Regions from separate parts of the Homo sapiens genome. Here regions 1 and 2 are each linked to region 3. The links are chromatin loops, found by intact Hi-C in ENCODE. Cell type or tissue: Calu3. All regions are shown on one strand. Region 1 has its middle 110 kb from the start of PPP1R3A. Region 2 overlaps FOXP2 (forkhead box P2). Region 3 overlaps FOXP2 (forkhead box P2).

Evidence for each region. Hi-C counts contacts between places; a loop is a spot of excess contacts. Peaks named below come from ENCODE experiments on the same cell type or tissue, not always from the same donor. Only the 100,000 strongest peaks of a DNase experiment are listed, where the experiment ranks them.
Region 1: a loop joins it to region 3, with 4 times the contacts of the local background. A loop is called at or near these places in 5 of 110 quality-filtered maps.
Region 2: it touches region 3 in a loop (11-fold over the local background); 9 of 110 quality-filtered maps call a loop at or near these places.

The regions. Positions count from the first base shown.
Region 1 is chr7:114,023,348-114,031,347 of GRCh38, forward strand. No RefSeq gene overlaps it. Among named protein-coding and RNA genes, the nearest start is that of PPP1R3A, 110 kb to the left of the region's middle. In Calu3, a CTCF peak has its summit at 3,346 (motif pointing right); a DNase peak (open chromatin) is centred at 3,334.
Region 2 is chr7:114,422,994-114,430,993 of GRCh38, forward strand. FOXP2 (forkhead box P2) reads left to right here. Exons shown (of 17, transcript NM_014491.4): 2 at 3,509-3,686. The coding sequence starts at 3,519. Among named protein-coding and RNA genes, the nearest start is that of FOXP2, 12 kb to the left of the region's middle. In Calu3, a CTCF peak has its summit at 4,038 (motif pointing right); no DNase peak of the experiment used is centred here.
Region 3 is chr7:114,535,938-114,543,937 of GRCh38, forward strand. All of the region lies in intron 3 of FOXP2 (forkhead box P2), which reads left to right. Among named protein-coding and RNA genes, the nearest start is that of MIR3666, 110 kb to the right of the region's middle. RefSeq lists a silencer at 3,617-3,911. In Calu3, no CTCF peak of the experiment used is centred here; a DNase peak (open chromatin) is centred at 3,824.

The sequences.
Region 1 (8,000 bases), 510 kb before region 3:
GTAGCAATTTATCTCTCACAGTTTTGGAGGCAAGGAAGTCCAAGATCAAGGCTCAGGCAGATTCAGTGTCCGATGAAGACTTGCTCTCTGCGTCACATAGAAGGTGCTGTGTCCTCAAATGGCAGAAGGGCAAGGTAGCTTTATTCAATCCCTTTTATAAGGGCATTAATCCCATTTATGAGAGTGAGCTCTCATGAATTAATCACTTCCCAAAGGCCCCATCTCTTAATACTATTCCATTGCCGGATAGGTATTAAGATATTGATTTTGTGGGGTACCGACATTTAGAGCCTACCAAGCTCCTTTTCTATATTCTAAATAGGAGCATAAGGAAACTCAGAGAAGGACCAGTACCTATCATCAGGAGAAAATATTTGAAAGACTAAATTTAGTTTTGTTACCATTTGTCATCCACATGCTCTACTAAATCAGCTTCATGTTGTGCCTGGACTGTCCAGGGGTCCACTCTGAGATTACTGCCCGTTATTAACTTTCTGCGCTGCCCAGGGCAGTGACTCAAGTTAGGCCTCACCCACCCCTGCTCTATGATCCCCCCAAATATTTGTATGCTCTATTTTTATTTTACATTACATGAACTAAAAGCGATGTTCAAGTAAATTCATCTCTACCACCCTGCTAATTGTGAGGAGTACGAGGAATGTTGCTACTGGCTCTACCTTTTTTCTCTACCTAACTTATGCCCTTCTTGAAAAAAAAAAGTATCTTAAATTAGTAAGTTATGGTTAAAAACTAAGATATGCATGTTCACATTCTGGCACCAAAGATATTCTTGATCCAGTAGTACCCCTCAAATCTTTTGTGTGGTCCAATTCCTACCCACAACTCTGAAAAATAAGTGCGGGGAAGGGCTAGAGCCACTGATAACACCTCATCTTCCCAGTCGCTCAAATCCTAAAATTTGGAAAAGGTCAATGATAGGTTAAAAGGAAAAACTCCCAACTGAGGAGAAGTCTCCATCTACCTTGTTTAGATACTTCAAAGAAGTTTTCTTAGTGCAGAAATAATTTTATGTCAGGGAAGCCCGTAACTGTTATGTGGACTGAACACCATATAACTATTATCCTTAACAATTGGGATTATGTATGCATCCTCCTACACAGTGATTTTAAGGCAAATTGAGTAAAAATGATCATTTTTTCTCCTATATAAAAGGGTCTCCAAATGAACCATGTTTAACCTAATGAGGCTTTAATAATAAGTATTGATTGAAACATGAAGTCATTTTGATGGCTACACTCATCTGGATACAAATCTGAAGAACTTGGGCACTTTTTTAAAATAGTTTCCCCTAATTCCTGACCATGGAGAAGCAGTGCATCTGGGGTACCGTCTGAAAAATCTATGTTTGTTTTACTAAGTACTTGGGTGATGCTGAAGTAGTTTTTTGGAGAAACCCCTAAAATAGGGAATAAAAGCTTTCTCAGTGTGTTTGTAAAATTAATGTAAATATTGGTCAATATGAAATAACACTGAAACACTTCCTATTTTAGAATTATGTATCAGAATTGCAGCTCATGCACCTAACAGCCCAATAACTACTGTTCTGTATAATAACTTCATTTCTAGTTTCTGGCCCCCATTCTGCTTAGATCTTGAAAACTTAACTCAGCTCTTCCTGGAATTTTTCCAGAGTGATGGCATAGTTCTAGGATCTTACACAGGATCAAGGATGAGGGAAAGGGGTCCATCTGGCTTTGGCCATCAGTACAGGTCTTTCTGCCTGTTTCGGCCTCATGGTTCAGAACATTCCAGATCCTTTTGCTACTCCTTTTGAGGTATTATTGAGATAAGAGAACTCTTTGTGGCTTCGTATGATCCCTGATGCCTGGACAGAGAAGACAGCCATTTCCACCCTTAGATCTAGCCACCCTAGCCCCTCTTCATCCCCAGCATACTATCAAGAAGCAGGACTTAACTCCCTCTCTGCTCTCTAGTCTTACAAGTCTCTCTCTTCTTCACTTCGTGATACTTATATGTCTCTAGACTAGACTAAGTCTTTCTCACTTTGTGTTTCTCTAAGACATGAGCTTGTGCATATAATTCTACATCCATCAGTCACATAAACCCAACCAATCTAGGACTTCTGGAAACCCATGCCAGGAACAGCAGTGTGCATTACACACTCCACACAAATACTTAATGAGGCAACAATAGGTACTTGCTGAATAGGAAATACAGGAGAAAAATACACATCTAAGAAATATTATCAAAAGCAAAATTCAGGATTTAAAATTCAGTGTAACATTAAAATTTCAGTCAAATATTCTATACCTGGTAACAAGCCAATATTCATAAATATTTTATGAAAGCTATCATTCCCATTTGATGAAATCCATTTCACCATATTTGAAACATACCTTTATACTGTGGGATCATTTGGTTGAAAGAATCAAAAACCTCCAGGTCATGGAAGAAGGCAGTCATTGGAAGGCATTATCAGGGACAACCAAGAATAAGAAACAAAGCCAAAAGCTGGGGCACAGGAAGACTGGCATTGAAAGTCAAAAAATAAGATTACCCGTTTCTCTCATAAATTATAGGTCCCTCGTCTTTGTTATTCTCTACACATGGCCCCACTATTCTGACTTCTCTAAAGAATTGCCTTATTCTCTTTCTTTGTGGATTCCATAACTTGAAAATGGCTTTGACATTCCATTGTATTGCTTCATTCTTGGCTTATAATGAATATTCATGATAAACAGTTCAATGAACTGTACCCCAGGGAAGACCAATGGTTTGTGCATCTGCTCCTTCTGGCAGCTGTGACTGGAACAGGTTCTCTTAAAAAAAAAAACAAAAACAAATAAGTGCTTGGTCTGGAGGCTATAATGGTATGGTCACTAAATTTGGCATGCCCATCCTGAATTCTGAAAATAATATCTGGCACTTTTAAGTCTTCCATATGCTATAAGGCATATGTTAGTTTCACTCTGGCCACAGAATGACACAAGTATGTCATTTATAATATTGATAATATTATAATAATTATGCGATAGTACATCATTTCCAACTTTACATCAATCATATCTATAGCCTTGACTTTAGAAACCAACCAATCGAAAAATAAAAATAGAATCGAATAAAAAGCTGTCAACCTCAAATCAGCTCTTTTAGGCATAAAACATTCTATCTCAGTCAAACCAGATGTCACTCCAGTGTTGAGTGTAACAGCCAATTTTAGTTAATGTCTAGGAGTATCAAATGAATTCTGTCTTAATTTGTATCTCTTTTAGGTGGCCATTCAGCCATCTATAAGTTGTTTCTCACTACCAATTTTCTAAAAGCAGAAGTAACACAAATTGATTTTTAAAAGCCCTTTACCACTAGGTGGCACCAAATAGCCATAATTCATAGAATGTCTCCTAAAGCCATACACCTGCCATTTAAGGATTATCATTCTTTCTTTGCTTAAAAAGAAAATATTTATAAAAATTAAAAACAACTAATTTCTTCCTTCTTTGGAATAAGAAATACATATAATATTTTTTCCTAAATAGACTATTTTTCTTTTTTAATAAATTGAAATATATTCATTTAACCTTTGTGTTAATAAATTGATGGTAACATTCTTTGTTGAATTTCACAATGTTATTCATTTCCCCCATTAAATGCTTGCAGTATTCGAAATATTTGTTTTTGTTTTGCTTAGAAATATTTAATAGGACCCTATCTAGAGATTTTGATTTTGTTAAGATCTAGATTTACTGAGTATGGTCCCTGTCATTACAGAATATGCCTTTATTTTAATAGGGATGTTCTCAGTCCAAGGATGCATTTGGATTATGATATAGATGCTGTGGAAAAAGATGCCTCTCCCTACCTACACTTGTAAATTCCCCTCTAATACAGGGCTTACCACACTACTTTAGGTTTTTGTCACCTTGAGGTTTGACTACTGCCATGTCCTCTACCTTGGTTGACAGAGGAAGAGCCCTAGAATATTCAGCTAGAATGAATGTGACAGCTTGTCTGTTTAGCAATGCCAACCACACAGAGCACATTATACAGATGCTCTGTGCATAGCTCTGGCTTCCAACAGTCATTCTAGGTGTTCAGTTTAATTTATACAGCTCTCCACGGCCTAGGACTTCTAAGTAAGTTATACGACATATTCATTTCCTATCCTGGCAGTTAAGGCATGTTACCAGATAGTTCCTAGATACAATGGTGAACTCAAAAGTTAGAGGTCCTTGACTCTACCACTCAATCTCATTTTCTGGCTTGAAAAGAGCTTGTTTTGCTCTATACAAGCTTTTCTTGAAAATATGGGTCCTTAAATTAAATTCTATGAATAGTATTTATTTGTGTAGATAGGGTCTAGCAAAACAAAATGTCATGTCAGTGTTTCAACTGATAGAAATGATATTTTAGCAATAGGCATCTATTATAAAAATTATAAGAAAAATTAAGTGAAATTAACAGAATAGCAAAAACTAGCTTAAGTGTAATGTAGTTCATTATGATTATCATTCAGTAAGCATGTATTGAATGTTGAGTAAGATACTATATTAGAAACTGTAATACACTGCAGCAAACTATACAAAACTATAATGTTATTAAATGAAAAATTGTAACAAATGTAAAATAAAAATATTGAGTTACTAATTTTTCGTTGGAATTATTCAATATCCTTCCAACTAACTTGTTGCTTTGGTAGAATATGAAATAAAGAAAGACAAATATCTCAACATTACAAATTGGCCTGAATTTCAAGGAACTAGAAAAGCTAGGAACCAAATTCAACATGAATAAATAAAAAGAAATTAGTTTGAATAACCTTAACATATAACAAATACATACTCTGTGTATCTGTAATTTTCTCAATCAGAAACTACTCATTAGAAGAAAACAAGGGCTTAGCGAATATTTTATTTCAAATCTGTGTCTTTTCCTGAAGCAGGCATTTTAGATACCTTCTATGTCCTGAAAAAAAAGAAAATCAAATAAATTAATGACGATTTCCCTTGACCATAATCTAGCATGTTTGGGAGGGATTCCTGTGATTGCACACTTCCAAACATTAGTTAGTGAAAAGGCTCTAAGTTTATCAATAAAAATAGAGTTAAAAATGAAAAGAATGCAGGGGGTGAATGAAATGCTAAAATGCACACATTTCTTGATTTTAATTATAATAAAATTTTTTTCTTTAATCAGAATCATGACAGTAAACACACTTTTTAACTGCCAGTGAGATGACTTTGGCAAGGGTTATACATTTAAAATGGTAAAATAACTTCTGGATGAATAAAAACAATGTATATTTAAAGAAATTTCAATGATTAAAAGTATTTAAGTTGTGCGACAAAAAGAGTTCTAGATCCTCTCTGAGTTCCCTTTTGTTTTTGTCACTTCTTTTTCTTTTAAAGACAGGGTCTCACATTGTCACCCAGGTTAGAGTGCAGTGTCACTGACATAGCTCATTGCAGCCTTGACTTTCTGGGCTTAAGCCATCCTTCCATCTCAGCCTTCCTAGTAGCTGGGACTACAAGAGTGCATCACTGTGCCCAGCTAATTTCTTCTTTTTTTTTTTTTTTTTTTTGGCAGAGACAGGGTCTCACTATGTTGCCCAGGCTGGTCTTGAACTCTTGGACTTAAGTGATCCTCCTGCCTCAGCCTTCCAAAGTGCTGGGATTACAGCTGTGAACCACTGTACCCATCCTGTGTTTGTCACTTCTATCATCTTTCCTTTCAGTATCTGCCATTACTTATGGTTTTACCTTTTCTGAATAAAAAATAGAATTATATTTGGTTTTCTGACTATCTTCAGCAAGAATGGTCTTTCAGCAGATGGTTTTCCAGGAGTGATGGAAATGTATTGACAAAGTACATTTTTGAAAACTTTTGCCTAATGTTTATTAGGATAACCAGGTGACATACTTACATTTCAGTTTGCATGTCATCTGTTTTCCACATAAGGCTGACACAGAAAAACTGACTAATAAGAAATATTGGTTTCAACGCCCAAACTTTGACTTCTCTCTAAACCTTCATTATTGGAGGTAATATTATGATCTTGCATGCTTATAAAAATGCAGGGAAGTAACTGATGAAATTTGTTCTGTCACAAAGTCACTTGTCTCAAAATTAGATTATATTTTACTACCATATTTTGCATATAGGCTATAGAACCATCTAATGCCAAAACAGCAGACAAAAAGTGTACGTGTATGGGGGAGTTCCATAAACCCATCATCTTGAATATATAAATTTCAAATAGCCAATATCGGTGTGTCATTATTGACCCATTAAAAAACGAAGATTTCTGACTTAAAATATACCCTTAAAAATATATCCAGAGATGGTTGAGCAAATCCACTTGATTGAGTTCTCTACCTTTAATCCCTATTGATTAATACTAGTGGCTAATATTTGTAGAGAATGTACTCAAAGTATCAGGAGCTATACTAAGCACTTTACATTTGTTGTCTACTTTTTTTTGTAAGATGCTATCAGTAGAGATTATATACACAAATCTTGGACAAGATCACACATCTGACTGTCTTAGATTTGAACCCATACAGTTAGACAAGACAGCCTATATTTTAAATCATTTCACTATAGAGCTCTGAATTTAATACCATGGTTTCTACATTAGTTTAATTAATCTTTTTAATAAACAAGTAATGATTTTTAAGATATCTTTCATTGCTATGATAACCCCTTTTTTTTAGTTTCTCTTAGTTTTGTCTTTTTTTTTAAGAGACAGATTCTCACTATGTTGCCCAGGCTGGCCTCAAACAACTTCTGGGTTCAAATAATCTTCCTGCCCTGGCCTCCTGACTAACTGGGACTACATGCCCAGGGCAATGTGCCTGGCTTATTCTTTCTATTTATACAGCAATTAATGAATACCTATTTATTGGAAAGGATTTAAGCAATAGCTATAAAATGTTAAAGTGCTCTCTCACTTCTGCATTCCAAGTTCCCAACTGAAAGGCAACATATATTAAAATTCTGTTGTCTGTAATTTAAGTTCTCTTGCTAAGAACTAACACACATATACATAAAAGTATAGAGGCCAGGCATGGTGGCTCACACCTGGAATCCCAGAACTTTAGGAGGCCAAAGCGGGTGATCACTTGAAGCCTATGTAACAAAACAAGACCTCATCTCTACAAAAAAAAAAAATTAAAAATCAGCCAGGCATAGTGGCGCATACCTCTAGTCTCAGCTACTTGGGAGAGTGAAGTAGCAGCATAGCTCAAGCCCCAGAGTTTGAGGCTGCAATGACTATGGTTCTGCCACTGCACTCCCACAGAGTGAGACTCCATCTCCAAAAACAAAAAGAAATATTTTGTGAAAACATAATTATACTATACCCATTCTTCCAGTAATATATTTTAATATCTACATATCTTGCACTTTCCTTGTAAGTAGTTATGAATCCTGCACAATTTTTTCATTTGTTGTCCAGTATTATATAATTTGGAAGCAGCATATTCATTGACTATCGCCTACTTAACAAATATGTAGTATATCTTCATTTACCTTTTTCTCTAATAAACAACTCTAAAAGTTACATCCATATACATATTACTGCTGCACATATGTCTTTCTTTAAATAGATTCCTAGAAATGGACTTGTGTAGTCCAAGATTATATCTATCTATCTATCTTTTTTTTTTTTTTTTGACAGTCTCATTCTGTCGGCCAGGCTGGAGTGCAGCAGCGCAATCTCAGCTCACTGCAACCAACTTGTGCCTCAGTCTCCCTAGTATCCTGAGTAGTTGGGATTACAGGTGCCTGCCCCCATGGCCAGCTAATTTTTGTATTTTTAGTAGAGATGGGGTTTTGCCAAGTTGGCCAGGTAGATATATTTTTGATAGCTACCATCCAACCGATCTTTCAAAGTACTTTTACCCTTTATACTCTAACACTGTATTGACAATGCAGTTGTCTGTACTCTTACAAACACTAAAATATATTAATTTTAGAGTTTGTTTTGTATGGTTTGACAATGTGATGGAAAATAATATTGG
Region 2 (8,000 bases), 110 kb before region 3:
TGTGACTATAACAGGGAGTCATATACTAATTTATATAATAAGTGGTTGTGCACGCTTTATTCAAGATTATGGCTGCAAGAAATGGCATGAATTGCTGGGTGTGTTTAATGCTGGATTATAGCAATTTGAAACATGTCAAACACATGGCTAATGCCTCATGCTTCACTCATTCTTGCGTAAACCTGCATAGCCACCATCCATTATACCCTTGGTAACAACACAATTCTGCAAGTAAATATTGTTACACTAAGTAACCTTTCAATTCAAGTTGTTTAGGAAGAGAAAATGCAATCTTGTGCAGTCAGTTCCAGTGTCAGTTTAATGTTTCAAAAGGGAAGTGGTGTAGAGAATAAGTATCTGTACAGTGACTTGCTTAAAAAAGAAGAAAGAAAAAGGAAAGGAAGGAAAACTTAATGCAGGGGAGAAAAGTCTAACTGTATCGTTTGAGTGTAAGATCTGAAGAGTTATTTTCTGATGTGGCTGAAAAGTTGTGTACGATGAAAGACTTAAGGGTTTAACTTACAGTTCAGACAAACATTAAAACAGGGACTCCCAGATTCATCTTTCCCTTTAATGATCTGGAATTTATTTTCACTGATTTTTGTAAAATGTTTGTGGTGGGATTGATAAGAATGAATAATTTAGCTTGGTATGTTTCGGATCATAAGCACATCCACTCTGAAAGAATATGCTGAATTTATTATTATTTAAAATATACTTAAAAGGTAAACAGCACTTCACATTGTGCTGGAAATATTTCCTATATTGGGAAATAAGTGGAAGTGTTACCAAGAGAAACTTAGTAAATGCTAGAAATAATCTGCATTGTCCTTGAAAAATTCCTCCTTTATAGTGAACATACTCCAAGCTTTTTTAAGTGAAATGTACAGTATAATCATCTAATTACACAATCACCCTTCTTTTTTCATATAAGTGTTGTATCAGATACTCCTCTTTTGTAGAGCAAAAAGTACTATCACTGTTATAGTTTTCTTAAGCATTATTTTACTAACTCTTAGATGATTGAACTTAAAATGTAAATAACAGTTTATACTGTAGGGTTTTATAAAGTTAAAAACTCCACAAGGGCTAAGAATAAAATCCTTTAGTTAAAAGGAATTATAAGTTATTTAGGTCTTTCTTCGTAATTGTAATAAAGATTTAGACACATGCCTCTTTGCTTGTTGATTATTCTTAATTATTTGATGGCCTTGATTATGACACAGTAATACATGTAGAATTCTTTAATTCATCCAATTGGTCCTGAGATTTACTACACAAAGGTTAGTAGTAAATGCTGCACCTGTCTGCTACACTGGAAAATATAGTGTTTTATTTTTATTCCTTGTGTTGCTAACTCCATCCAGAAACAATAAATATTTCAAATAACTTAGGTGATGAAATAAAAACATACACATATATACACATATTCCAGACATGTTCTCAAAAGTAAAATTTAAATGCAATATGTAAAAGTTATGCCTATCTGTTTCTACAGTTGGAGAGGATTGAAATTATAATTTTCATATAACTAGTAAAGGCAATCAGACCTTTTCTCTGAATATTTTAAACATTGTGCATGTAAAATTTATGCCTAATTTGAATACTTATTAGCTGCCTAATCTCAGAAAAGAGTATTAGCTTTGTTTTTTTCTTATAAAATCCATCACTATGTATCAGTTTTAATTTATATGATTTTTTCTTTGTTAATGTTCAATAAGATGTTTAGCAAAACCTATTTGTTTATAAACACATTTCGCTCAAAAATTGTTTACTATAGTTACAGCAATTATTTCCTTTCTGCTCATGTTTTCTGTTGTTTTTTTATTATCCAAACAGCTTTAAGTTGTATATGTAATTTTTGTTACACTAACTTGCTTTGCTAGTCCAGCTATTGACGTTTTTTACTAAATCAGTATGTCTTTTTTTTTAATGGACTTGATAAGAGTAGGAAAAGTAATTTAATAATTTAGGCTTTGATGAAAATATCTGTTAAAACTATGATACTATAAACATTAATTTTAACAATTTTAATATTGGCATTCAAAAATGTCTTTTGGGTATGTCTGTGATTCTTTTTGTATTTAGTGTTTGTGTGCATCGCATTTTAAAAGATAACTGGGGAAAACATTTTCTCCATGACAGGAAGAGATAGGAAGCTTGCATTTGCTTTATAATAAATGCCTTTCAAAATTTTAAATGGACAAAGCATTAAAATATGATCAAGTTTAAAATATTGAAATCATGTAAAAAACAAATTAGATTGAGTGATAAGTTTACTGTCCTTTAGGGTAAGTCCACTGTCTGGTATTACTGTTAAAGTCACAGCACAGCCAGGTTGTTTCTGCAATTCTGTCCATAGAAGTAAAACAGAGAAGTGCATCCATTAGGTTATGGCACAGGATTCAGAGGTCTTTGAGAGCCAAAAATGATCTTTCTAAACCACAGATTCAGGATGTACTGTGAAATTCTGGTTTGTAAGAGCACATTGGTTCTTTATTTACTGCAAGGATTTCCACTGATCTTGGCAGGACATCTCATTGCTATCCTGAAAGTACAGTATATTTATGCAGTGAAAATGATAAAACATTTATTACTGTAGAGAAGGTAATATGCATAATTTATGCTGTTTTTAGCACAATCATTAGTGATATTCTTGATAGATTTTATTTCCAGCTTTCATATCTTATACATGCCTGGAAAATTAATTTTATATCTTTCATTTATTTGCCTATGTTAAAATTGAGTTTTAAGTCATCTTCAAGTGAACAGTTTGATTGCTGCTCATGCATAAGCTTAATTACTTCCCAGGAAGGACAGTATTAAATGTTTTAAATGTCAGAAAAATAAATGAATATGAGCTGTTTGATTAAAAAAATAGGCAATATCTGACGTGTTTGCAGCAGGAGCTTTTTCTTAAAATGCCTCCAAGGCAAAATTTTATTTAGTCACAAAAAAAGAAACCCATTATACTATTTATCATTGGTTGGTACCATATGATTTGTAACACCCTTACAAAATTTTAATTTTGTATGATTAGCTGTGCATCATTAAACAACAGCCTTGCATAAGATGTGCTGTAAAATTCTGACAGAATCAAGATAGTGAATATTTAAAATAAGGCTGTATAGTCATCCATGGTTGTCAAAGGTAGATAATAGGAAACAGAACAGAGTGTGCAATCATGCCTTCATTTAAACTGGTTTTATAGGTAGATTTTAAAATGTGGTCATTCATAAATGCTATTGACCATGCTATATGCATGGTATGTTACTTTGGCTGTTAAATGTAACCGCACAAAAATTGCTTATAGAAACCATAATTTCAATGATTAGCATCTGGATGAAAGCTGAATTTGTATTGCTTTCCTTGGTAAATGACTATTCAAGGCTTTTTTCTTCCCCCTCTTCTAAAGATGCTGTCTCTGTAATTGGCAGAGAGGGACATCTTGATAATGGAAGTGTGAAGGTGTAACGTGTGTTAATTGATACTTCTTAATCACTTTTAGGTATTAAGTCATGATGCAGGAATCTGCGACAGAGACAATAAGCAACAGTTCAATGAATCAAAATGGAATGAGCACTCTAAGCAGCCAATTAGATGCTGGCAGCAGAGATGGAAGATCAAGTGGTGACACCAGCTCTGAAGTAAGCACAGTAGAACTGCTGCATCTGCAACAACAGCAGGTAAGTTTTGTTTTCCTCAGTGCTTCCTTAAAACAAATAAGCTTGTTTTATTGAATATGAAAAATGTATTCATAGCAAACTGAGCATGTTGTGTTAAGCTAAAAGATGCTGAGAATTTATTATTATTTGGAACATGATTGAAGGATGAGTAAAGAGATAAGATTTTCATATTAGTTACGTCATACCAGTACCAGAGTACCCTTCAGGTGTCAGGATATTAATTAAGCTCACAGGATGATTTTTGGAAGGTCTGTAAAGCTTTGTAACAAATATTTTATAGCTTCTAGTTTACTATCTTACATTGTGCTGCAGAACGTGATACTTAGTTTTCCACCAGAGGGCCACATTACTTGATACTTGCTTATACAATGAATTTCTTCAAGTCTGAGCTAAGGTGAAAAGGACCACAAGGACTTTTCAAAAGACAGATGCTTGCCTGCGTTAGCTGCAAATATTAGCTATTAATTAGTTGAAATCTGCTGAGAGATTGTAAATCATGTAAACACTACGATCTGTTGCTTTTCTTGAAATTCATTCCAAGATATTTTGAATATACATCTTTCAATAACATTAAAGAGCACTTTTTGTGTTCTCCTAAGTGTCTCATAAAATGCAATATTCTCTTTAAATCTGGAAATGTTAACAACTACAAAATAAAGGTACACTTTTAAGTAGTCTGTTATTCATTTTATAAGAGATTACTTTTTCCTGATTTTGTAAAAAAAAAAAAAAATTCTTTTCAACCAAAAAATAGCCACTTCATTCTTCACTGACTCAAGTCTGTAGAAACAGTGACAGAGAAAAGAAAGCTTTGAAAGCATATACTTATATTAGGCCAGAATGAGTACACTTGTTTGAAAAGTTTATATTTGTTTTAAAATAAATATTATTTCTTTGTAACTCTGAATTGCACTTAAACTAAATGCCTAAAAATCATTAAAATTACATCCATTAAAATAATGATTATTGAAAAGATTGCAAATTATGTGAAATAATTCACATTTTAAGGTAGTATATAATGAGAAAAATACATCTCAAAAGTTAAAGCAAATGCCCACACTAGAGTAAAATTTAATAGATACATTATTTTAAACAATAACAGCATTAAAAAAGTTACATGGGTTGAATAATGTCTTAACCTTTAGGCATTGTTTTCAAGAATAATCTTTTATAAGAGCTACATAGTACTTTTGAATGGTTTATCTATTATTTTACAATTTTCATTTTTTTCACAGACAATAAGTATTAGAAAAACAATTTATATTTTGTTTTAACAATCATAGGAATTATATGCCTACCACAGTCCCAGGATTAGCTTATTTTACTGGTTACTTTAATAAATACAGTTTTTCAGGATAGCCCTTTTCTGCCTTTGGTGTATTCGCAGGAAATATCACACCAGTGGAATGCTACAATATTCCTCCTAATTTCCCTAAGTGAGAGTCCTAAGTATTTTTAGCCAGATTCAATTTTGCCTGCAAATCCAGTGGATTGCGTTTATAAAGCCAAGTAAAAATAGTAATTGTAAATGAACATCGCAGTTGAGTATCAGTAGATGATAGGTTATGAAAAAATGCCAAGAAATCTTTCTTTATTTTCATAGCTCCAATTGGATGTTAAATAAACAGAAAATGAGTAAAATCATAGCTATAGATTTTAGTACTCTGGAGGCATTTTGATTAGGTCTATAAGGTGTGTTTATAACCTGAGTTTGAAGTTTACTTTGTTCTATGCAGTTCATTATGTAAACCATAAACAAGAGTAAACACAAAAGTTATGCCCTTCAGATGACTGAGAAACTTCAGTCATGTATTGTATGTCTGTAGAGTGCCTTCTAAAAGTGATTTAACACAATGGGTATGGTGGGTGCCTACATAGCTACTTTAGGAAGTGTCTACAGAAATATATGTAATAATTTAATAAATAAACATGCAAAAACCTTTGTAAATATCCCTTCCCTTGGTTATGTTTTAACTATATTAATATAGTTAGGTACCTAAGGTTACTGAATTTTTTGTTCTTTCATGAATGTATTTTAGAATGGGGCTTTAAGTTCATTAAGGATTAACATATCTTTTCTATAAAATTGATGCAGTTATTGCCTTTAATTCTAACATTCGCTATATTTCAAAACTAAAAACCATAAAGCATATTTATTAAAACAAATTTCACAAGAAGTGAAAAAGTGAAATAATTGTATAAATTTATCTCTACGTGTTGTTATTTAGATGTAAAGTTTTACACAAAGAGTTAAATTACTTCTTATAATTATAATGAGCTAATCATTGTTGACCAAGATCTTTTGTTTAGAAATATGATTTAAGAGGCAGTGATGTAAACAAAGTAAAATTTTGTTTGCCGTGAACTTCTGGCAAAAATGGTCTGTTTTGGGAACATAATATTTGTCTTAATTTTTATGGCTTTTGTACTTTATAGAGGTGAGTAGTTTGACTTAAATTAGCCATGTATTTAGCATGAAGAGTTGGTGTTTGGAATGAATCGCATCAAATACTTAATGATACGTGGATAGGTGAAGTGAAAAAGGATTGATAAACTGTAACTAGCATTTATTTCTACCATTTAATTAATGAATATTGGAATATTTCTGAAAGCTAGGATATCTTTAAATTTTAAAGTTTGTGATATAATGGTAGCCACATCTCTGTTAGTATGCTCTGCTATCTTATATTTACTGAACAATTAGTTTAAAAAAAAGCCTTTTCTGGATGAATTTCTCTCTCCTTCATTCCTTTCTAATCTTCAAAAATTAGTACTAAGTAGTAGAATGTATAATATATGGACGTAGCATATTTCAGATGTTGTTTTAGATTAACTACATTGAGAAATTATTCTGCATTAGATGTAGAATTTTATTTTGATATTAGGTTTGCAGAATTAATTGTTTGTGTCACTAAGGTCAAAATAGTTGCTAAAACTTGATTGCTTTACAGGGTGGATTTGAGCTTGCATTTTGAGCATTCATTAAGTCAGATAATCTTTCTGAATGTTTTATGAGACTGTACTGCTTTGAAGGTGTTTCAGGTGATGGTGTTTAAAAACATCTGGTTAGTAGTTTCTTACTGTCAGTTCATTTATCCTTATTCATGTAAAACAGAGTATTTGAATAACCATTTAAAAGCTAGAATCCACACATTTTATTTTCAAATTGAAATTGAGAATAGCGACATTTGTGTCTTAAAAGCATATGACATTTAATAAATAACACCATTATCTGTACTTTTTATAATTTTATTTTGAAATCTTTAACCCTGATAATTTGATCAAGGAAGTGCAAAATCTTTTGAAAGACTGTTTATGTGTAAGGAAATAAATAGCCATGCTAACTCCAGCATTTAAGTCCAGCTGGTCTCATTCTATATTTTCATCTTCTGTTTCTCTGTCCTTATTGAAGTTTTATGTTGACATATGAGTAAATAATAGTTTATAACAGCCACGATAACCTCTCCTATACACATTTTTAAAATGCATAATTTATTTGCTTCCCCCTTAACTTATTTTAACTTCCTATTTGATACGAAAAGTACCGACTTTAGATTAAATTGTTTAAGCAAAAGTTTTAAATGAATTTACAAAGTATAATGAAATTACAAACGCACTTTTCAAATGAAATACCAAGAATGAAAATATGTATCAAAATATTTTCTTTTAGAAATTAATATTTAAAGTCTTACCAAGTGCACCAAAAAGAGAATATATCTTGAACAATTTATTCTCATTGATTGATTATAAATTATTAAACTGTCACATAGGCAAGATTTTAGACATTGTTTGACTAGATGATATGTCAGTTATTACATACATATTTCAGAAGGCACTGGTAAATAGTGGCAAGTTTACAACGATATAGGAAAACTTAACACTCACATCTTCACACATGACCTTTTATCACACTACAATATTAATTGATGATATTTTCCTTTTTTACAACCAAATTCCTGTCTTTGGCATATTGGATTTATTGTTCATTGTACTGTTGTTCAGAAAATTACAATTCCTGTGAAGCTGATCTGTACTATTTTGAACCAGCTGTGAACATGTGCTCAGTCTTTTTGATAACCTAGAAAGAATGTTTCTCTGATGCCAATATTTAATTTTCTCACATAAACTTATACTCGCTTAATCTCAATTGACAAGCATCTACCAAAATACTAGGTGTTTCTAGGTTAAGCACACATAAGATATTTACTTCAATACTCATGTAAAAGATCCACAACAAAATGGTAATAAGCATTTATGTAATTTGTCTCATGAATTGGGTATACTCTCGTTTCTATTAACACTTTTTTCATAGAA
Region 3 (8,000 bases):
TAACTAATGAATAATTCTGTGTCACTTTCCTCACCATCATATTCTTCCCCAATTTATAATGGGAGCGTAGGTGTAGTATTTCCATGGAGTTATCTGATTGCATGAGAGTCTCTTCATGCATTTACATGACAGAGAAAAATTTACATAGAAGTCACAGAAGATAGCAAATGAAATGTTTATCCTCACTATGGCTTCAGAGTGGGAATTTTGCTTTCTTGTTGGAATAGAAAAGGAGAATTAGATGCTGGCAACATAAGCAAAAGATAGGAATGAAGTTACTGTTTTGAGTGTCTAAAAAACACTATATATTTTCCTAATTCTATTTTATCATATTTCTTGACAAAATAGAGGAATTCGCAGTTGCTTCTTCCTCTCCAAAGCTAAGTCCAGTAGAAGTTTCTATATTGCTGGTTACCAGGGTATCTCTGGAAAGAATGGCTGGGCTTTAGTTTTTCTTTTCTTTTTTTTTTTTTTTTTTTTTGTTGTTGTTGTTGCATTGAAAGGCAAGATTTGATACTTGGACTAAAATATACGTACTTTTCCTTACAAAATACCCACAATAGAATGTGGGAATATTAATGGCTCTAAAATAAGAAATTGTTGTTTGTTTATCAATGCAGAAGTAAAATTTTGAGCAGAAGTGTCCAGTCTTGTTGTTTTAGCATAAAAGAATGATTAAAACTATTATAAATACCTTTTAACAATTGCAGTTGCTGACCATGACTACAAAGACTTTCATTGTGTCACTTGTTTTTCATTTTGTGATGCATATTAATCTGAATTTATCTCCATTGTTTAGACTGTAAAACTAGCATTTCAGTATTAGTTTGTAATTTTAATGAGATCTCATGCCAAAATGTCATAGGAACGAGAAGTTGAGTTTTATGAATGAGAATTTAGGGATATTGAATGAGACTTATTCACCAAAATATACACTGCAATTAATAAAATGTGAGCCTTCATTTTTAGTATTTCATAGGACTTGATAAGCTTAGCAACTGGAGACACGCTGGGATTGTATTAAAACTCCAATAAAAGCTTAACAGCATTTGATACTAGCTTACACATCTGTTGTCAAACAGGAATATTAGGTAATGCTTATCCTTGTATCTTCAAATATTATTTAGCATGAGTTGCACTATTTGCCACTTATGTTTTTAAAAAGGGTACGATGTTTTCATTAAAATTTTCAATAATTTGATATGAAATTAGCATTTTAAAAGTTTTCTTATATAATTCTCTCAAAATTTATATCTTTTTCTACTTAACCAAGTGTTTAACCAAACATTCATAATAGAGTTAGTGTATTATCTTTACATTTCAAAAGGATAATTGAAAATGTTTCAAAATCTGTAGGTGCAAGGCAAGATATTTGGTATTAATCGATTATGATGGTTCTTAATATGTCAGGCATAACATCTTTAGAGAACCAAAAGAGATACTTTGTATTTTTTATTTTGAAGTATAGTTTTGATAGAGAACTATTTTATAAAGTTTGAAAGAAAATACAGATTTCAAAACCTGTTTTGATGGCTCAAGTCACAAGAACAATATTCAGTTGCTTGTTAACATTCACCTGAATTTCTTTTCTCTGTTAAGAAGTGGTGGCCAGATTTGAAGTGTGACATGGTACAGAGTCTATTTTTAGTAGACTAGTATTTATCTACTATTATTTTTTCATTTACATTTGTTCAGGATTTTGTGCTACAGATGGCATAGATATTAGCATGTCTAATGCAAAATGGAAAGAAGAAAACATCACATCTGACAAGCTTGAGTGCCAATTGTAGTAGTGATTTCACTTTCATGTATAGATATCTGAATATATGTATTTGAAACATGTTTACATAATCTCATTACATGAAACACCAATTGAATAGGTGCAATCAGCAAGTACATTGATTAATGGCATATTGATGAATAATATATAAAGATTGTGATGCAAATGGGAGCCAATATTAACTTAAGCATTACCAGATGTTTCTGCTTTACATTCTTACTGTGTATACCAGAAAACATATCCTAATAATAACAGCCAAAGACAGCTTCTCACTTTAATTTGTTTTATTTATTTAAATCTACTCCTAGCACTTCCTAGACTTGATATGTTCATAGTGATCCATAATGAGGAAAGTTAGCCAAAAAGAATAATACTTAATCCTTTCAATTTCATGAAACTAATTTTCAGTTTAGAAAGAGTAAGTTAACACATCACCCCACACACACATAAATGCCAACATGCACATACACACATGCACACTTCCATAATCTGTAAATTTAAAAAAATTTTTGTAAAATACATTTTCAATTTTCTAGCCTATGACAAATCTACTTAATTTAGTTTAGATATGAAAATTGGTCGCATTATTGTTCTTGTTACATTTACAGCCATGAGACAGACTTGTGGTTCTTCAACAGCTGTGCAGAGCAGAGACGTAAATTTAAGGTAAATGCCATTGCTTTGCTATCTTAGATGAATATTAGTTTTTAGCATTGTAATCACTTCCTTCATTGTAGGTTAATATATAATATAAAGTTCTCCTTTCTAATAGGTAATTGAATTATAAAATTTTTATAATTCTGTCTTAAGAAGTTCAAGAATGGAATAGTAAAAAGCAAAAGAGAATTAAACTTGGGGGTCTTATTCTGACTCTGCCACAAATAGTTATATAAGTCTGAGGAAGTTACTTGACATCTTTAAAATAAAGATGTTGGGCTAACTGATGAACAAGATCTTAAATTCCATGGTTAAATATTTATTTTGTTTTCATTTTGAAGTAAGTGAGGTATCTTAATTTTTCAGGATTGGGTATATCTTGTTGGATATTAGCTTATGAAGTAAGGATTATGTTTTTGTTTGCTTGGTTTTTGTTACAAAACATTTGTTTATTAACATGCCCCATCCAGAAACCGTGCCTTGGAAACAAAGAATTAAAGCCCATATGTATGGAAAACCATTGCGCAAATATAATTCTGTATATCTGAGGAAGCTTTGTTTTGTTTCATGCCTTGAAATATTATAAATTGAATTTATGAGAAATGTAAGCTACATAAAAATTATTTAACCAATGTATTTACTTTAATAATCTACATTGAAATGTTTTGATATAATGCAACTTAACATTATTTTTACTTTACTATTTCATTCCAAATTGTTAAAAATAACAAAAGCTGACAAAACCAGAAATTCTATAGTAAACTAATTATCAATACTGAAATTCCATATCATATGTAAAAAATCAAGAATAAGTTATAAAAGTTTATAATTTGTAAAATATTCTGGAGGAAAATACTAACTTATATGGGATATAGAATCACTCATTACAAAATGTATTTTAGGAAATGATAACATTTTATTTATGTAGCGATAAAGAATGAAACTGAATATTTCTTTTTCAATATTACTTTTAAATATAATGTAGAAGAAGTGGAGAGAAGCTAAACCACATTTTATTCCAAATAAAAGCAGCATTGCCAGAAAAATTGAGATACGGGTTTAAATAGAGCGATCTATTATGATGCCAGAAATTTAGAAATAAGTTTTTAAAGATATTCTTTACTATTTATATTTTCTGTGTATTGAAAGATGAACAGGAGGTCTAATACATTATTTCTTGATCATAAAAAAAAAGAATTTAATTCAAATACTGTTTACAAGAACAGACTATGTCTTGTGTGGCTCTTATTTTCCCATTCCAGTGAAGAACATTTCTTAAAAGCAGCATGAAATAGGCAAATTTAAAAGAATGTTATAGAATACAATTTTTGTTAAACTATGATGATGTTTCTATCCATGACCAGCTGCTCAAGGCTGACACCCTGTGGAGGAGGGTCTGGGACATTGAGCTCATTACTACTAAGCATGCTTGTGTGGAAAACTTACCATATGATCTACTCATGGCATATAGAAGAAAGAACCATGTGTTTCAGATCTGAAGCCTGCCCTTGCCATTAATAGGGCTTTGGATAGAATAACCTGATCTCTTTGGAGCCTGTTTCCTCATCCCTAAAATAGGAATAAAGATACCCAACCTTTCAAGATTGCTGTGAAGACCAAAAATTATATTATATAAAGTACTTACCGTAAATCCTTGGATAAGGAGTTAATAAATAATTACCATTATGCTAGCCTCCAGGAAATTGGTATTTAATTCAAGGTTATGATATATATTCTATATCATAGCATTTGGCCGTAATTTGTTACTATTACCAGCTATTTCAATGATTTGAAGTATGCCCTTGTTGTAATTGTGTGTTTTAAGGAATACTAGAGTGTTTTCCCCTGCTATAGGCTCCCACCACATATACACTTCACACTCTCCAAACATAAACTTATATTTTAATGTTTATCTTCTCTATTAAACTGTAAGCGATATGACAGCAGGAATCATGAATTCCCTGCTCTTCTCTAGTGCCTAGCACAGTGCTTGGTGAATAATAGAGCTCAATAAATAAACTTGTTGAAACAATGAATAAGGAGGAGATTGTGCTGAGTGGAGCAAAGGAGATTTGGAGGAGGAAAAAAAACATCCATTCATTCAGTATAAATTGAGTGATTATTTATCATGTGTAATGTCCTCAGGGACTTATGACTTAGTTGAGGAGATATTCAGAGTTGCACACAAATAAAAACATTATTGGCCACAGTGGATGTGCTGTAGAAATGGGAAAAACAGAAAGAACAATAAGCATTTAAAAAAGAAAATTAACAATTCAGGCTACAAGTGGTCAGGGAAGACTTTGTAGAGAAGGTAGCATGTATGTTGGGCTTAAAGAAAAGGAATTTGGTAGATAAAGGAATTTTTGATGGAGAATTTTTTTAAAGATGTCATCAAAGATGTAGACATAGGAAATTCTGAGATCTGGTTGGGCAAGTGTAAGTAGTTTGTTTTGATCAGCCTAGAGATATCATACTAATGTAATAATGAATGGGTTGGGGGTTAGAAATACACATCGCTGATTGTATAGAACTTAAAATGTCAAGCCAAGAAGTCAGTATTTTATAGATTGGGTAGAAGGGGCTATTAAAGTTTTTTGATGAGGAAGTGAAATTATCAAAGCAGTGGTCTGTGAAGATAGCAATGGAACATTTGGAGGATATTTTCAGGGAAGGGAATTCTGAGAAACCTGGAATAAGGATAATCCTTTAAAAACTATTTAGGTAGGCATGATGATGACTTAAGCTTTAGACATGTTGAGTTTGAGGAGATGGCAAGACAAGAAAGTAGAAATAGCTAGCTTTTAGCAAATTTGAAAGAAAGCTTGACAGAGGGGTCAAGACTAAAGAGAAACATTTGGGGAACAACACAGAAGTGATAGATGAATCCATGGTAGTAGAGGAGATTTCTGAAAAAGGTAATTTGAAAAGAGGAGCTCAGTAACATTCACATTTTTTTAGAGCAAGAAGAAAAAGCAGAAGAGACAAGAGGGGACTAGAGCAATCAAATTAGCATTGGATTTATTAAGGAAGGTCAACAAAAGGGGGAGTTTATAAAATTTAAGGCTTTTCAGCCACATCAAGCAATGTCCACAGGAAGGAGAACATTTTTGCATAAACACTGTTTAGTTGATTGCAACACAGATACTTTTAAATCCCCCTCATTCTTCATCATTCATCAGTAACTCTTAGGATCTGCAGTAGTAATGTGATCAATAATGAATAGAGAAAAATCATACTTTAACATGGATGATAAATAGAAAATAGGGAATTAATAAATGTACTTTTGCTTCTCAGATTGCAGTGAAAGAAAATGTATGTTGCATATATAATACTGAACTTCCATAAATTAAATATGGAAGAACTTTGCTATCTAGGAGGCCAAATTTTCGCTTTTCTTAGCTACCCAAGCACTTGCTTCTTTCTGTAATCCATTAGGATTTTAAGTATATATTCCCTTGACTTCTCTACCTTAACTAAAGTGAGAGCAAGAAAGAAATAGAACATTAATATTGTTATGGGAGCTCTCTATAGGATTTAAGACTTAGGCTGTGAATTTTATCTTAAGATGTTTGGAAGTGTTATACAAGCTAAATTGAATGACAAAGTGAAGAACAGTGTCAGCACATGATTAAAGACAAAAAGTAAAATTATTTTGAAATTTACTTACATTTAAGATTATTTGTGTTTCCTCTGTGGATTCTATTTATATATTTCTATCAACCCACCTTCCACATTTCTATTGGTTTTCTTAAAATGTTTCTGCTACCTTCACCTTTTCTACTGCTTTCTTTTCTCCTTTACCATTTTATTTTCTTCTCTCATCATGTAATCTTGTCTATTTTACTTTATTGCTGTCTCTTTGGTCCCATAAGAACACAGAAACTTTAAATATCTGTAACTATCTAATTCTATCATGAACCTAAAAGATATTCTAACATATCATTTTACTAACAAAATAAAACCGTGCCCATTCTTACAATCCAGTATCTAATATTTAATTCTTGTCTTACACCAAGAATAGTTTGTGCTATTTAAGTTGGAGTTTCAATAGGAAAGCACTTCTCCACTTGAGTATCTCAGCTACTTAGAAGAACCTGGAACCCTAAGGCTTTTTCCTTTTCTTTTTAGTGCTAGAAATCTCCTGTTATGACATTTATAGTGGCTTTTTAAAAAATTGTCTTCAGAGTGGCTTCATTGTTCCTTAATCTTTTGGTCTGCTTTTTCAGAAAATCTATTACAAAATGAATATTTAAACTAGAATTGCTTGGGATAGTTGTATTAAATGGTCAGTTCTTCTAAGAACATCTAAGATTGTGCTGATTGTGATTATTTTAGTAATGCTGAATTTGGAAGCACAGCATTTGGAAAGATGAAACAAATGTGGAATAAATTTTTTTGTTTTTGTTTTTGTTTTTTGTTTTTTTTTTTTTTGAGGCAGAATCTCACTCTGTCACCCAGGTTGTAGTGCAGTGGCAAGATTTCCTCTCACTGCAACATCTGCCTCCTGGGTTCAAGAAATTCTCCTGCCTCAGCCTCCTGAGTAGCTGGGGTCACGGGCATGCACCACCATGCCCAACTAATTTTTGTATATTTAGTAGAGACGGGGTTTCACCCTGTTGGCCTCGAACTCCTGACCTTAAGTGATCCACCCACCTTGGCCTCCAAAAGCGCTGGGATTATAGCATGAGCCACCATACCCGGCCTGTTCTTTCAAAATATTTAAGTCACCCTATCTTAATATGAAAATCATATAAGCTCATTACAAGAATCTAACATGATTTTAAGTTAAATTATGTTTGGTCACTAAGTTCCTTTTCCCAAAGGCACTTGATAAATGCTAATAAATTACTATAGTATAGTGGATTTTTCAAAATGAAAATTGTATTCTCTGTTTAGATGAGGTAGAAACCACTCATAAGAACTAATTATAGTAGAATTATAGTAGACCCTCAACATTCACAATGTGTATACCCATAGATCTTCATGAATCCTCAAATTAAAAAAAATTTCCATTTCAAAAATTTGGTGAGGTTTGTGCAGACTTTCTTGTATACTGTCCTTGGTTTGAACCAAGCTACCATTGCCTTATACAAAGTCTAATACAAGTTAACAACTTTAAAAATTTCAATAAAATTTGCCCTGTGATTAATTTTAAATTTTCAAAAAAGAAACTTTTTTACATTATAGGTTCTCCTACATTAGTGAGGTAGATAACAGCAAAGCTACATTAGTGATAGAAAAATCCATATGAGTTTAGGAATTAGGTTATGTGTGTGAGAAGTCAGCAATCTGAAGACCAGATCAACTTTTTAGCTACTTGATTGTTTCATGGCTTGAAGAACTGCACAGGTGCAATGTCTAGAGACTTAGAGATCACATGTAAATAACCACACAAATCCATAACATCTGTGAATTTTAAAGCTCTATTCTACCAAATCTTGCCATCTCTCATCTATGTTCACCCAAAGTGAACAAACAAGTATCCCCTACTTTCCTTGTTATTTTATTGAAGACTTGAGAGAAGTTCCCTGTCTTAAAATTTTTATCCTCCTTAATTGTA